Regions from separate parts of the Homo sapiens genome. Here region 1 is linked to region 2. Evidence: chromatin contacts called from ENCODE Hi-C or POLR2A ChIA-PET data. All regions are on one chromosome and are shown on one strand. Each heading gives the region's core, a stretch centred on a gene start or an enhancer-like site at or near the end of the contact. The rest is flanking DNA. Distances are from core to core; before and after follow the strand shown. Region 1 overlaps KLHL20 (kelch like family member 20). Region 2 overlaps PRDX6-AS1 (PRDX6 antisense RNA 1).

Region 1 (6,548 bases), core at 2,387-4,886, 340 kb before region 2:
AAAACCCTTAAAAAACTGGGTACAGAGGGAACATACCTCAACACAATAAAAGCCATATATGACAGACCCACAGATAGCATCATTTAGAATGGGGAAAAACTGAAAGCCTTTCCTCTAAGATCTAGAACAAGACAGGGATGCGCACTTTCACCACTGTTATTCAGTATAGTACTGGAAGTCCTAGGTAGAGCAATGGGACAAAAGAAAGAAAGAAAGGGCATCCAAATTGGAAAGGAAGAAGTCAAATTATCCTTCTTTGCCTACAGTATGATTTTGTATTTGGAAAAACCTAAAGACTCCACCAAAAAGCTATTAGAACAGATAAACAAATTCAGCAGAGCTGCAGGATACACAATCAAGATATAAAAATCAGTAGCATTTCTATATGCCAACAGCAAACAATCTGAAAAAGAAATCAAGAAAGTAATCCTATTTACAACAGCTATAAATAAAATACCTACGAATAAACTGAACCAAAGAAGTGAAAAATACAATGAAAACTAGAAAACATTGATGCAAGAAATTGAAGAGGACACACAAAAATGAAAAGACATTCCATGTTCATGGATTGGAAGAATCAATATTGTTAAAATGTCCATGCTATCCAAAACAATCTACAGATTCAATGCAATCCCTACCAAAATACCAATGACAGTCTTCACAGAAATAGAAAAAATAATCCTAAAATTGATATGCAACCACAAAGACCCAGAATAGCCAAAGCTATCTTGAGCAACAAGACCAAAACTGGAGGAATCACATTATCTGACTTCAAATTATACTAAAGAGCTACAGTAACTAAAACGGTATGAGACTAGAATAAAAACAGACACATAGACCAATGGAACAGAATGGAGAACCCAGAAATAAACCTATACATCTACAGCGAACTGTTTTTTTGACAAAGGTGCTAGGAACGTATATTGGGGAAAGGACAATCTCTTCAATTAACAGTGCTGGGAAAACCAGGTAACTATATGCAGAATGAAACTAGACCCCATTTTTTGCCATATACAAAAATCAAATTAAAATGAATTAAAGACTTAAATCTAAGGCCTCAAACAATGAAACTGCTAAAAGAAAACACTGGGGAAACTCTCCAGGACATTGGTCTGGGCAAAGATTTTTTTCAGTAATACTCCACAAGCACAGGCAACCAAAGAAAAAATAGACAAATGGGATCACATTAAGTCAAAAAGCTTCTGCACAGCAAAGGAAACAACCAACAAAGTGAAGAGACAACCCACAGAATGGGAGAAAACTACTCTTCTGACAAGGGATTAATAACTAGAATATATAAGGGCTCAAACAACTCAATAGAAAAAAACTAATAATCCAATTAAAAAGTGGGCAAAAGATCTGAATAGACCTTTCTCCAAAGAAGACATAAAAATAGCAAACAGGTATATGAAAAGGTGCTCAACATCTGATCATTAGAGAAATGGAAATGAAAATTACAATGAGATGTCATCTCACCCCAGTTAAAATGGCTTTTATCCAAAAGTCAGGCCATAACGATTGCTGATAAGGATGCAGAGAAAAGGGAACCCTCCTACACTGCTGGTGGGAATATAAATTAGTACAACAGTTTGGAGGTTCCTCAAAAAACTAAAAATAGAAATATCATATGATCCAGCAATCTTACTGCTAGGTATATACCCCAAAGAAAGGAAACCAGTATAATGAAGAGATATCTGCACTCCCATGTTTATTGCAGCACTATTAATAGCCAAGATTTGGAAGCAACCTAAGTGTCCATAACCACTTACTCCACTACGGCGTGATGTCATGGCCACCACTGGAGACCACTGGTTGGTTCTGGGGTTGTATCTCTCAGCACTGCTCAGCTCTGTAGTGTCATCTCTACCTCCTACAGCATAGATCATGTCCTGATATACTGCACAGCCTAGGTGTTTCCTCCGGGTCCCCATAGGGGCTATAGTGTGCCATCTGTTTTCCTGAGGATTGTAACGTTCCACTGTAGGGAAAAGAAAAACCAGTAAGTGAGCATTCAACCATTTCCTCTCACCTCCAGTTTTCTTTATAGCCACTGATACTTTGTGATAACACATATTTTCAACACATGATCTGATTTTTGCTTCTGAGAAGGATTTGTATACCTCTGGACAATACTACATATACTCTCATCAGGGACTGGTTTCTTCTAGGTATGGTACAGTGGAAAGGGCACGTGTTGGGATCCAGATACTCTGGTTCTAGTTTTATCTAAATGACTAATTAGCTACATGACTCTCAGCCTCACTCTCCTTATCGTTAAATGGGGAGCCTGACTACATGATCAATAAGCACCATTCAGTACTAACAATTTATCATCATAATCAGACAACTTCTGTACTCCTGTATTCCCTCCCCTATAGCACAGTGCATTTTAAGCTTCTGAAGAGAAGACAAGACGTGACGAATCTGGTGTGACTGTCACATTGACAATATCCTTAGGCAAAAATACCCATACTATCTAAATAGAAAGGAATAACAAACCAGGCCAGGTGCAGTGGCTCACACTTATAATTCCAGCACTTTAGGAGGCTGAGGTGGGCAGATCACTGGAGCTCAGGAGTTTGAGACCAACCTGGGCAACACAGCGAAACCCCATCTCTACTAAAAATACAAAAATCAGCCAAGTGTGGTGGCATACACGTATAATCCCAGCTACTCGGGAGGCTGAGGTGGGAGGATTGCTTGAGTCCGGGAGGTAGAGGTTGCAGTGAGCCAAGATTGTGGCACTGGACTCCAGCCTGGGTGACAGAGCGAGACCCTGTCATAAAAACACAAACAAAAACAAAACCCAAATAAACGAATTTGTAGTTCTAAGTTTTTATTTATTCTTGGATTAGAGTACGTTGTGGTTTTGAGGAGAAGTTGTGATGGAGGAAAAGGAACTAATTATATAAGAAAGTAGTTTTTAAAATTCATTATAAATTTCCAGCAGCTTGGAAAGCAGGGGAAGAAATAAATATTTGGGGAACGTACTTAGAATATGACTACAGTGGGAGCTGAGGAAGAGCTGAGAGCTGCACTCTGCTGGAGGGAAAAATCAGGCATTTTCCTAGTAAATTATAGGATAACCTGGAGTTTCTACACGTTTTGTAGGAGGACTCTCCAGGAAAATGTTCTGCTTTTGGGGAACCTGATTGCCTTTGGGAGGGACTAACCTGTGTTGAGAGGAGATGTCCCGTCAGAGCCACCTACAGCATATAAGAACCCTCCTAACACAGCCACAGCCACACCTAGTCTTCTGGTACTCATAGAAGCTACCCGAGTCCACTTGTTCTCCTTCGGATCATACCTGCAGTGAGGGAAACCAGACTGTATGCTTGTTCTTATTAAGTGAAGCCTTTTTCATAAGATCTGAAATCACACTAACGATATACTGAGTACACGGACTTGCTATAGTCAAATGTGCAATGAAAATCTAACATTTTACTTAGTCATTAGAAAAACGTCTTAGAATTTATATCTGTGCCAGCTATTAAGCTATTTTCTACACTCATACTTGGAAAATGTCCCAAGGAAAGAAAACAACCTATGACTTCAGCTCACATAACACAGGCTCTTTCTCTTTTTTTTTTTTTTTTTTGAGATGGAGTCTTGGTCTGTCGCCCAGGCTGGAGTGCAAGTGGCGTGATCTCAGCTCACTGCAAGCTCCGCCTCCTGGGTTCACGCCATTCTCCTGCCTCAGCCTCCTGAGCAGCTGGGACTACAGGTGCCTGCCACCACGCCTGGCTAATTTTTTGTATTTTTAGTAGAGATGGGGTTTCGCCATGTTAGCCAGGAGGGTCTCGATCTCCTGACCTCGTGATCTGCCAGCCTTGGCCTCCCAAAGTGCTGGGATTACAGGCGTGAGTGACCGTGCCCGGCTGGCAACACAGGCTCTTTCTTCAATGGAATTTTAGTTCATTTGGTCATTACTTTGAAATGCCTCTGATGTATTTTAAAATATGATTTTTGTAATTTGTCTTTTTTTCCTAGTCGTTGTAGTGGGGGTGATGGCTGTTACTCTCTACTACATCCTATTAGAAAGTAGAAGTCTTTTGCATAGTTCTTTGAGACAACCTTTTTATTATAAAACTCAAATACAGAAAGTGCCATCCCTAGACACTTCAATCTTACTTAACATTACATTTAAAAAAATTTTAATTAATATTTATTTATTTAATTAATATTTATTTATTTAAAAATAGGGGTCTTGCTGTGTTAACCAGGCTAGTCTCAAACTCCTGGCCTCAAGCAATCCTCTCACCTTGGCCCCCCAAAGTGCTGGGATTACAGGTGAGCCACTGTGTCTGGCTGAGACTTAAAAAAAAGATAAAAAAAAAAAAGGCTGTGTGTGGTGGCTCATGCCTGTAATCCCAGCACTCTGGAAGGCTGAGGCTGGAGGACTGCTTGAGGCCACAAGTTCGAGTTCAAGACCAGCCTCGTCAACACAGAGAGACCTTATCTCTATAAAAAAATTGGAAAAAAAATTAGCCAGGCATAGCGGCATTCATCTGCAGTCCCAGCTACTTGGGAGGATGAGGCAGGGATTGCTTGAGACAGTTGTGAGCTATTATTGCACCACTGCACTCCAGCCTGGGTGACAGAGTGAGACCCTGTCTCTAAAAAAATCAGATTAAATTAAAAAGTCTCTTATTGTCTACAGGTTTTCTCTCCATTCCTTTTCTTCCCTGCAATTCATCTGTTTTAGAACCCAGAGTGTATGACAATTTTCCCCATAATATGGATTTGGTTGACTGTACGTTCATAGTGCAGTCCAATCTGTTGCTCTGTCCTTTTTATGTTGGGCAAATTGGTAGTTGGATCCAGAAATTTGATCAGACCATGTTTGGTTCCTTTAACAAGACTAAAGAAGGTGGTATGTTAGCAGCTGTTTATCAATGTCTAGATACACTAATTTACTGAGTGTTGCAAAATGATAATCACTTATTTTCTTTTATTGGGATAATTTTATAAAGAAACAATCCTTTTATTTGGTTAATCAATATAATAATATGGTTTGGTTAATCAATATAATAATATTAACTATTTGGTTAATCAATATAATAATACAGTTCTTATAAGAAAAGCAGGATATATGTTCACTTCATTTTATGTTTTGAGATAATAAATTTGTTCCATATGATCTTCCAAAGGCAACCAATTAGTCTTAAAAAGTTTATCATTAAGAACTCATATATTTAAGTGTATTTATTGGATTTCAATCTATTGCAATTATCCCTTTTAAAGCTGAAATTATGTTATCTTTGGTCAGTGGGAACATCTTCAAGTTGGCTCCTGAGTCTTTTTGACTCTTAGCGGTCTTTGACAGCTTGCTTGCTATTTGGTATGACAAAAGGGTACAGACTCATCTGCACATTTCCTGTTCTAAACCTGGAATCAGACATTTTCCAATAAGCTCTGGTTTCTTTAAGTGGGAAATAAAATTTCAAGATACAATCTGGGAGTAGAGATGTTCACTGACACTTTATTTCGAGGCTTTCTCAGTTGACAAGCTAGAATATATAGAAATTTTTTCAAAAGAGGAATTTAGTTCAAATTCATACTCAGGACTACAAGATACTTTATTTAACTTCTATTTTGCAACCTTTTCTTCTTCTACCTCCACACTCTGGTTTTCAAGGACAAAGGAGAGAGCAGAATTAGAATAATGCATACTCATTTCCTTTATTCTACATTTATACACATAACAGAATAGCAATATTATCACTCCAATATCCCTGAGAACAATTAAAATTCATTTTTGCATACCTCTTCTTTGTACTACATTTACATGGATTGAGTACATAGCTAGAGCATGCTACACTCTCTCCCTTTTATTTTTATTTTTAGAGACAGGGTCAGTCTGTCACCCAGGGTGGGGTAGAGTGGTGCAATCATAGCTCATTATAATCTTGAACTCCTGGGCTCAGGGCAATCTCCTGTCTTAGCCTTCTGAGTCGCTGAGAATACAGGTGTGCACCACCATGCCTGGCTAATTAAAAAATATACATATATACATTTTTAACATATAGGGTCTTACTATGTTGCCTAGGCTGGTCTCAAACTCCTGGCCTCAAGTCGTACTTCTACCTTGGGTTCCCAAAGTGCTGGGATTATAGGTCAGAGCTACCACACCCAGCCCTCCCCCTTTTAATCTTCATTTAGTCATAGTTCTACAGTTAACTGTATGTATCTATGTATTTATTTTTAAGAGACACGGTCTTGCTCTGTCACTCAGGCTAAAGTGCAGTGGTATGATCATAGCTCACTGCAGCCTTGAACTCCTAGTCTCAAGCGATCCTCCCACCTTGGCTTACCAAAGTGCTGGGATTACAGGTGTGAACCACATGGTCTAGCCCTTCTGTCAATGTCTTTCTAGTAATTTTGTCTGAAGTTTGTTCTCCTAGAGGGCTCAAGGGAACAAGATTCCCTAATTTCTTACATGTTGTTAATAGTTGTCTGTGCCCTTTGTACTTCAAAGTCAGTTTCTCAAGGTATAAAATCCTTGGCTCACGTTTTTCTTGAATATCTAAAACATGCAATTCTATTTT
Region 2 (7,395 bases), core at 2,606-5,105:
ACTCCTGGACTCAAGAGTTCCACCAACCCTGGCATCCCAAAGTGCTGGGATTACAGGTGTGAACCATCTCGCCTGGCCAAGAGTCAATTTCTTAAGAGATGTTTGTTTACTTATTTATTCCTTGTTCGGGGGTAGAATTATTGTACCTAGCTGCCACCCTTAAGACTATACTGCAAGTCTGTATATGAGTAAATTTCAGATTAAGAGCACACTGTGTTTGGGGCACTTGAGACAACACTCCTTATTGTGACTACTTTAGATGGCCTAAAAGGGCAGCGTAATACGAGGAGTCTTGGGGACTGCCACAATACATTTATATTTCTGTGCCTTCAAAGGGTTAGTGAATTAGTACTCCTGAGACTTGACATCTTGTTTGCTTATTTTTATTTTCCCAGTGTCTAGTATAGGCAAAAAGTTCCTGGCAAATGGGTCAATAAACATTGAGTTAATCTTACCAATCAATGCTAAGATGTATATGTATATGTTACGTATATGTGTATATGTACATACATACATATTTTCACATTTTACCGTCTTTGAAATAAAAACTGTCTTACAATACATGGAGCATAACAATTGTCACTTTTCTTCTCTTAATAGCAAATACAGTAATGCCTTATAAGCATTGGTTTCTTAGATTTGATGAAATGGGATATTTGCACAAAATTTACCTAAGAAATTGCTGTCGTTTTTACATGAACAAGGTAGATTATAGGTAAAACACCTAAAACTGGTTTTTAATGCTCCTTCATTTTTTTTTTTTCAGGAGAGTTCTGTATTCCTCAAAGATCCCTCAAGAATTTTGTCAGTGTTGCCATAACCTCTTGTTTATTAGTCTGCTTGGGTTGCCATAAAAGAATGTACACAGACTGGGTGGCTTAAACAACAGACATTATTTTCTTACAGTTCTAGAGTCTAGAAGTCCAAGATCAGGGTGCCAGCAGGGTTGGTTTCTAGTAAGGCAACCTTCTCACTGTGTGCTCACATAGACAAGGCCTTTCATCTGTGTGCGTTTGTGGAGAGAGATCTTTGGTGTCTCGTTCTCTTTCTATAAGGTCACCAGTCCTACTGGATTAGGGCCCTACCCTTATGAACTCATTTATCTTTAATTATTTCCATAAAGGCTCTGTTTCTAAATACAAATACATTGGGGATTAGGACTTCAACATATGAATTTGAAGGGTGGAGGTACACAATTCATTTCATAACACTCTGGTTTGGATGGCAATTGTCTAACAAAGATCTAGTTGTTTTGGACTCGGGTGGCTGTGAGCTGGTCTCTGGGTTTGGACTGGATTCCTCACTGGGGAGCAACCCCTCGCCCTTTATCACCTGTTTATAGCATATTACTAGGAAGTGATGTGTCTTGCTTCACATTATTACGTGCCAAATGCTAATTGTGGAGGACCTCTTCTGCTTCTACCCTCTTAGGTCTTAGCCATTAGGTATTAGTTGTCAATCCTTAAGGCCTCCTTCACCCAGTTCTTTTAGGTCCTCTCAGGGCATTGCTACACTCTGCTGATTTCACTTTGCTACTATTATCAAGTGTGTATTCTAGCCAAGGGGGCTACATACTGAGCTTCAGCACCAGCCTGTGTTCATGATACATCATTGGTCACAAGTGAGGCTGGAGGAGAACTCATCTGCTGAGGAAGTAAGCACATGACCTGTCACCAAGGAGTCACCATTTGGCCAAGATCGAAATCCAACACTAAACTTCATTACACATCACCATCAGGTTGCAGTCCTGAACATGCATTGTATTCCATGCCTTGCGAGACCCTGAAATGTTGTCAGTGAAGGACAGCAGGCAAGGTAGTGCATGTGAAAACAATTGTTGACCATGAAATATTTTATTCAGAAATGAGTAAAAAAGAATCTTTGTAGCAGCCAGCCTTTCCCCTGGGGGAGAAAGCTCAGCAGTTGGTTTGGTCAGTTGGTTCACTGAAGGCAGATGAATTGGCACTTTGCAGTTGAGAGCCAATGCAGGCTCACGGAGGTGGCTTCTTTCTGCAGGCTGATTTTGGGCCCCCAGCAGGGCCCAAGGCCCAACAATCAGCGCATGGCTCTTAATTCTGTGCAACTAACAAATCCCGTCCCAGTGTGCTGAGAGCGCCCTCTAGTGCCCAGAAACTTCCTCAAGAATGGAGTGTAAAGACCTTTAAGGACCTTCATCAGGAAGGAACCACCATACTTTTGAATTTCAAGCCTAACCTGAAGATTATTATTTAAGGAAACCGACAAATTTTCTCAAAGAAATTATTGTATTGGAAAATATTTAGAATGCAAACACATTCTCCAAAGAAAACCAAAGACAACTACAGTGATTCATTTACTTTAGGTCTACAACAACAAAATATTAATTTAACAATACAAATAACATGCCCTTTAGCTCTTTGAAGGATGGCAATGAGGAAAACTGGAAAATAATGATCTAGCAATTACTGGCTGAACCACATTCTAAGAAATGTTAAGATAACAGGTGAACATTCAAAATTCAAATTTACCACTTTGGAGGCTGCTTATTTGCATGACAAATGGATTCTTTGTTTTACAGAAAGGCTTTCTCACAGGCCTGGGTTTTATTACCAATTAGCCTTAACCCCAGCAGAGCTTTAATTAGAATGCAAAGGGTTTGTGGGATCTGTGGGCACTGGAGGAAGAGTGTCTTATGTTGAGATTTTTATAGGATTAAGTACACAGCCTCTGAGTTACATCTGCTATATATAGCACAAATTATATAAACGTTGGTATTGCCTGTCACCTAATACAATTATTTGTGCAGACAGAGTATGACATTAATTCCTGCAGTGAACAACTCTATAGACCCTTCACCCTAATGTGTCCATTTAAATGGAGCCCTATTTGCTATGCACACACTTTTTCAAAGAATCTGTTAGAGAATGTGAATACCAAGTTATAAGCAACAAAAAAGAAAGCAACAAAATATAATGAAATCCCCATTACATCCCTTTGCCCTATAATACTTTCCCTTGACTTTGCTATAAGCATTCCTCTGGCATTCCCACTCCTGACCCACAAGATTATTAAATGTTTATTGTCTCAACTAACTATGCCAACAGGTTCGTAATATCGATACAGAGAAAGTGGAAGACTCTGTGAAAGTTATTTACATTAAACATGCAAGTGTAAAAAAGGATTGTTGAGCAACAGGAGTGAGCTAAGAAGGCAGTTGTGAATTCTGTGCATTCAAGATGAAACAATGTTATTTGTGTGTGTTAGCTGCCTGGCTGAGTAAATAAAGAAGATTCAAATTTGGCGCAGCTGTTCTTTCTCAGTGCTGCCTGGATATTAGATTCCCTGCAACCGTCTGTGTGCTTAGACCCCGCGTTCCATTGCGTAGGCTGCTGGCAGGCCTTTTTTTAGCGGAATGCAGCTGGGAGCAGGAAGGGTGGAGCCTGCTGGGGTTTGACTCAGCAGCTGTGGGCGAGGCCCTACACACTCTGTCTTGAGGACTGTGATAAAGGTTAAAAATAAAGGATAGCACTTGAGTGGGCTTCATAAGGAGTAGCAATCTAATTATAGGGCTTATTTTTACAAAGCAGCAGCTGACAGCGTCAGCCCAGCACGTCCTAAAAGTTCTTAGTAAGGCAGGAAGCTGCTACATTTGCTATGACCAATGTCACTTTAAGGGGTCTTGGCAATTACATTCTCACTCAACTTTTCCTTCTGCAACAAGGATATATGAGGGGGATTAGAGGATATTGCAAAAGCTCACCTTTTATTCAGACCCAATTAAAAACTAAACCCACTAAATCAACTTCCTCTCTCCCTTCTCAAACATTTATAAAGCGCCACCACGCGGCAGGCACAGTGCTGGGTGCTGCCATTCACACCCCACATGGTCTTTTCCCACAGCTGGTGGAGGTTGTGGCGTAGCCTGTGCTCAGTCTTGGATCTGTCTCTTGAGGACCAGTTTCTCTTTGGGCTCTTGTTTCCAAGAGCCATGGAGAATGAGCAGAGCAGCATCTAACAAAGGACGGGGTCCCCTCTCAGCTTCTCTGTCTTCACAAGTGAATGTCACACATTTTAAACTAGAACTCTTTCTACTTATTTAGCACCTAACAGATGCTACAAGAATTCTGGTTACTTTTTCTTTTCTGTTTGGGTCGGGAGCACATGTCTAAGTGTGACAAATGTGAGCAGATTATTTGGAGAGGTGAGGAAATACAAGAAAGAGGGGGGCCAGTCTTTTCTCTCTTTTGGAAAAATAATCATTTTTCGTAGAAACCAGATACTTTCATAATACTCTTTTTTTTTAAAGAAATGTTTTAACATGAAAAAAATTTCAAAGATACATACAAGTAGAGATAATAGTGTAATAAGTCCCCATGTACTTTTTGTCCAGCTTTAACAATTAGCAGCATGTGGCCTGATTTTGTTTTACACATATCCTCTCTCCTGTATTATTTTGGAGCAAATTTGATATGTTATTTCTTTCTTTCTTTCTTTTTTTTTTTCCTTAGACAGAGTCTTGCTCTGTCACCCAGGCTGGAGTGCAGTGGCACAATCTCGGCTCACTGCAACCTCCGCCTCCCAGATTCAATAAATTCTCCTGCCTCAGACTCCCGAATAGCTGGGATTACAGGCACCTGCCACCATGCCTGGCCACAAGTTTTGTATTTTTAGTAGATACGGGGTTTCACCATGTTGGCCAGGCTGGTCTCGAATTCCTGACCTCAGGTGATCCTCCTGCCTTGGCCTCCCAAATTGCTGGAATTACAGGCATGAGCCACTGCTCCCAGCCAATATGTTATTTCATCTGCAAATATTTCAATATGTAGTTCTATAGATAATAATTCCTTTTTAAAAAGTAACCACAAAACAATAAATTCAACTAACATTAGCAATAATTCATTAATATCATAAACTAGTCAGTATTTAAATTTATAATTATCTCATAAATGCATATGCACAATTTTTACAGCTTGTTTGAATTAAGATAAAAATCAGCTGCACATATTATAGTTGGTTCCTTTTTCTCTTAAATCTTTTATTCCATAGATTCCCCTTCCATGTCCCTCTCTGTTTTGTTATCCTGGCAATCAGTTGAAAAACTGAGTACTTTGTCCTGTAGATTTTTATGGATTGGATGCCTGTGGTCCTCTGTAACAGTATCCTCCATTTTCTGTTTCTTGTAAATTAGTACAGTCATGCCCCTCATAACAAAATATTCTGTCAACGATGAACCATTATGGATGGTAGTCCCATAAGATTATAATAGAGGTCGGGCGTGGTGGCTCACGCCTGTAATCCCAGCACTTTGGGAGGCTGAGGCGGGTGGATCACTTGAGGCCAGGAGTTGGAGACCAGCCTGGCTAACATGGCAAAACATTGTCTTTACTAAAATAAAAAAAGTAGCCGGGTGTGGTGGCGGGTGCCTGTAATCCCAGCTGCTTGGGAGGCTGAGGCAGGAATCGCTTGAACCTGGGAGGTGAAGGTTGCAGTGAGCCAAGATCGCACCACTTCAGCTTGGGCAACAAAGCAAGATTCTATCTCAAAAAAAAAAAAAAAAAGATTATAATGGAGTTGAAAGATTCCCATTGCTTAGTTATGTAGCCATTGTAACATGGTAGCACAACACATTACCTTTTCTATGTTTAGATATGTTGCAATACACACTATTGTGTTACAGTCGCCTACAGTTTTCAGTACAGTAACATGCTGTACAGGTTTGTAGTCTGGGAGCAATAGGCTGTACCATATAGCCTAAGTGTGTAGTAGATTATACCATCCAGGTTGTGTAAGTACACTCTGTGATATTTACACAATGAAATCACCTAATAACACATTTCTCAGAATGTATTGCTGTCGTTAAGGGATGCATGATTATAGTTGACTCTAGAGACTTATCAGAGTCAGGTTTCATTTTTCTGTCAAAACGACTTCATACATGGTAGAAAAATCTCATGTCTCTCTTTTTTCCCGATGACATTCTTTACACTGTCAGTGTAGTTTCTGAACTTAGTTGCAATCTGTAAGAGAGGGTTTCTTGACTTCATCACTATTGAAGTTTTGTACCAGCTAATTCTTTGTTGTGGGGTCAGTGGGGGGGCGGGCTCTCCCGTGCATTGTGGAATGTTTAGCAGCATCCTGGTCTCTACCCACTAGATACCAGTAGCAGCCACTCCCCAGTTGTGACAATCAAAAGTATCTCCAGACATTGCCAAATATCCTTTGGGAGGGTAGGGAAAAATCATCCCTGGTTGAGAACCACAGCTGTAGACTAACCATTAGTTATTCTGAAAGGTTATCTGTCCACAGCCTTTAACGTTTCAAGTGCTAATCCATTGACCATGAGACCTAGGCCATTCACTATGATTATTGTATTGATTTTTTGTTGGTGCTGTGACAAATTACTACAAATGTAGTGGCTTAAACAATACAAATTTATTATCATACAGTTCTGAAGGTGACGAGTCCAGATTGGGTTTCACAGGGCTAAAATCAAGGCATCAGGAGGGCTGTGTTCCTCCTGCATGGCGTTTTTCTTTGTCTTCAGAGCCTACAGTATAGCATCTTCCAGTCTCTCTCTCTCTCTGACTGTCTTGCATCCCCCTTATAAGAACCCATGGGAGCTGTGCGCAGTGGCTCACGCCTGTAATCCTAACACTTTGGGAGGCTGATGCAGGAGGATCATTTGAGCCCAAGAGTTTGACAGCAGCCCTGGCAACATAGCGAGACCTTGTCTCTACAAAAAAATGAAAAAATCTGCTGGGTGTGGTGGTGCGTACCTGTAGTCCCAGCTACTCGGGGCCGAGGTGGGAGAATTGCTTGAGCCCGGGAGGTTGAGGCTGCCGTGAGCTGTGTTGTGTCACTGCACTCTAGCCTGGGTGACAGAGCAAGACCCTGTCTCAAAGTAAAATAAAAATTTAAAAAATGAACCCATGGGATTACATTGGGCCCACTGAATAGTCCAGAATAACCTCTGTATTTAAAAGTCCTTTATTTAATCATAGTTGCAAAGTCCCTTTGACCATGTAAAGCAGCACATTTACAGGTTCTGGGGATTAGAATGTTAAAGCTCAGAAAACAACACTCCTAAGTATGGCATTTTGACATGCTGAGTATTTTGAACTAAAGAAGCAGCCATGGAAACAAGGTATCTCTGACCACCTCCTGTCCGCTGTCTCTTGCCTATCTGCCTCTCCTGAAGCACAGGGAGAAAATTTTTCTGAAGTTCCCATATCTGACAAAGGGAAGCACTTTTTCTGAAGTTTCCATATCTGACTAAGGGAAGCTCCTCCAGAAGGAAGCAACTGACTTGAGCCCCACTCCCTATAATCTCATCAAACAGGGAAGACTGACTCGCAGGAAGGAACGTTAGAGTTGACGCCACACCCAGAGCCCAGACGAACTTTGTTTCAGGTTATT

The links. A loop is a pair of places that touch in the nucleus more often than their neighbours do. ChIA-PET counts read pairs that join two places held with the same protein, here RNA polymerase II (POLR2A). Pooled maps may share reads with other maps.
Region 1: a loop to region 2 is called in a map of CD4-positive, alpha-beta memory T cell, with 4 times the contacts of the local background. The contact joins two enhancer-like sites. A Hi-C loop is called at or near these places in 6 of 168 maps with a recorded cell type or tissue (CD4-positive, alpha-beta memory T cell, IMR-90, K562 and 3 more), 1 of 37 single-sample maps with no recorded cell type and 13 of 50 pooled maps. POLR2A ChIA-PET finds 5 or more read pairs at or near these places in 2 of 52 experiments (AG04450 and OCI-LY7).

The regions. Positions count from the first base shown.
Region 1 is chr1:173,771,064-173,777,611 of GRCh38, reverse strand. It overlaps KLHL20 (kelch like family member 20), which reads right to left. Exons shown (of 12, transcript NM_014458.4): 9 at 3,174-3,307; 10 at 1,770-1,978. Among named protein-coding and RNA genes, the nearest start is that of DARS2, 50 kb to the left of the region's middle. Within about 2 kb of position 3,636, at least 2 of the 41 ENCODE cell types and tissues checked have a DNase peak (open chromatin) inside an H3K27ac peak, as active enhancers do.
Region 2 is chr1:173,426,096-173,433,490 of GRCh38, reverse strand. The region is part of intron 1 of PRDX6-AS1 (PRDX6 antisense RNA 1); the gene reads left to right. All of the region lies in intron 2 of LOC100506023 (a long non-coding RNA gene), which reads left to right. It also overlaps a transcript of TNFSF4 not described here. Among named protein-coding and RNA genes, the nearest start is that of PRDX6-AS1, 32 kb to the left of the region's middle. RefSeq lists an enhancer at 1,927-2,221. Within about 2 kb of position 3,855, at least 34 of the 41 ENCODE cell types and tissues checked have a DNase peak (open chromatin) inside an H3K27ac peak, as active enhancers do.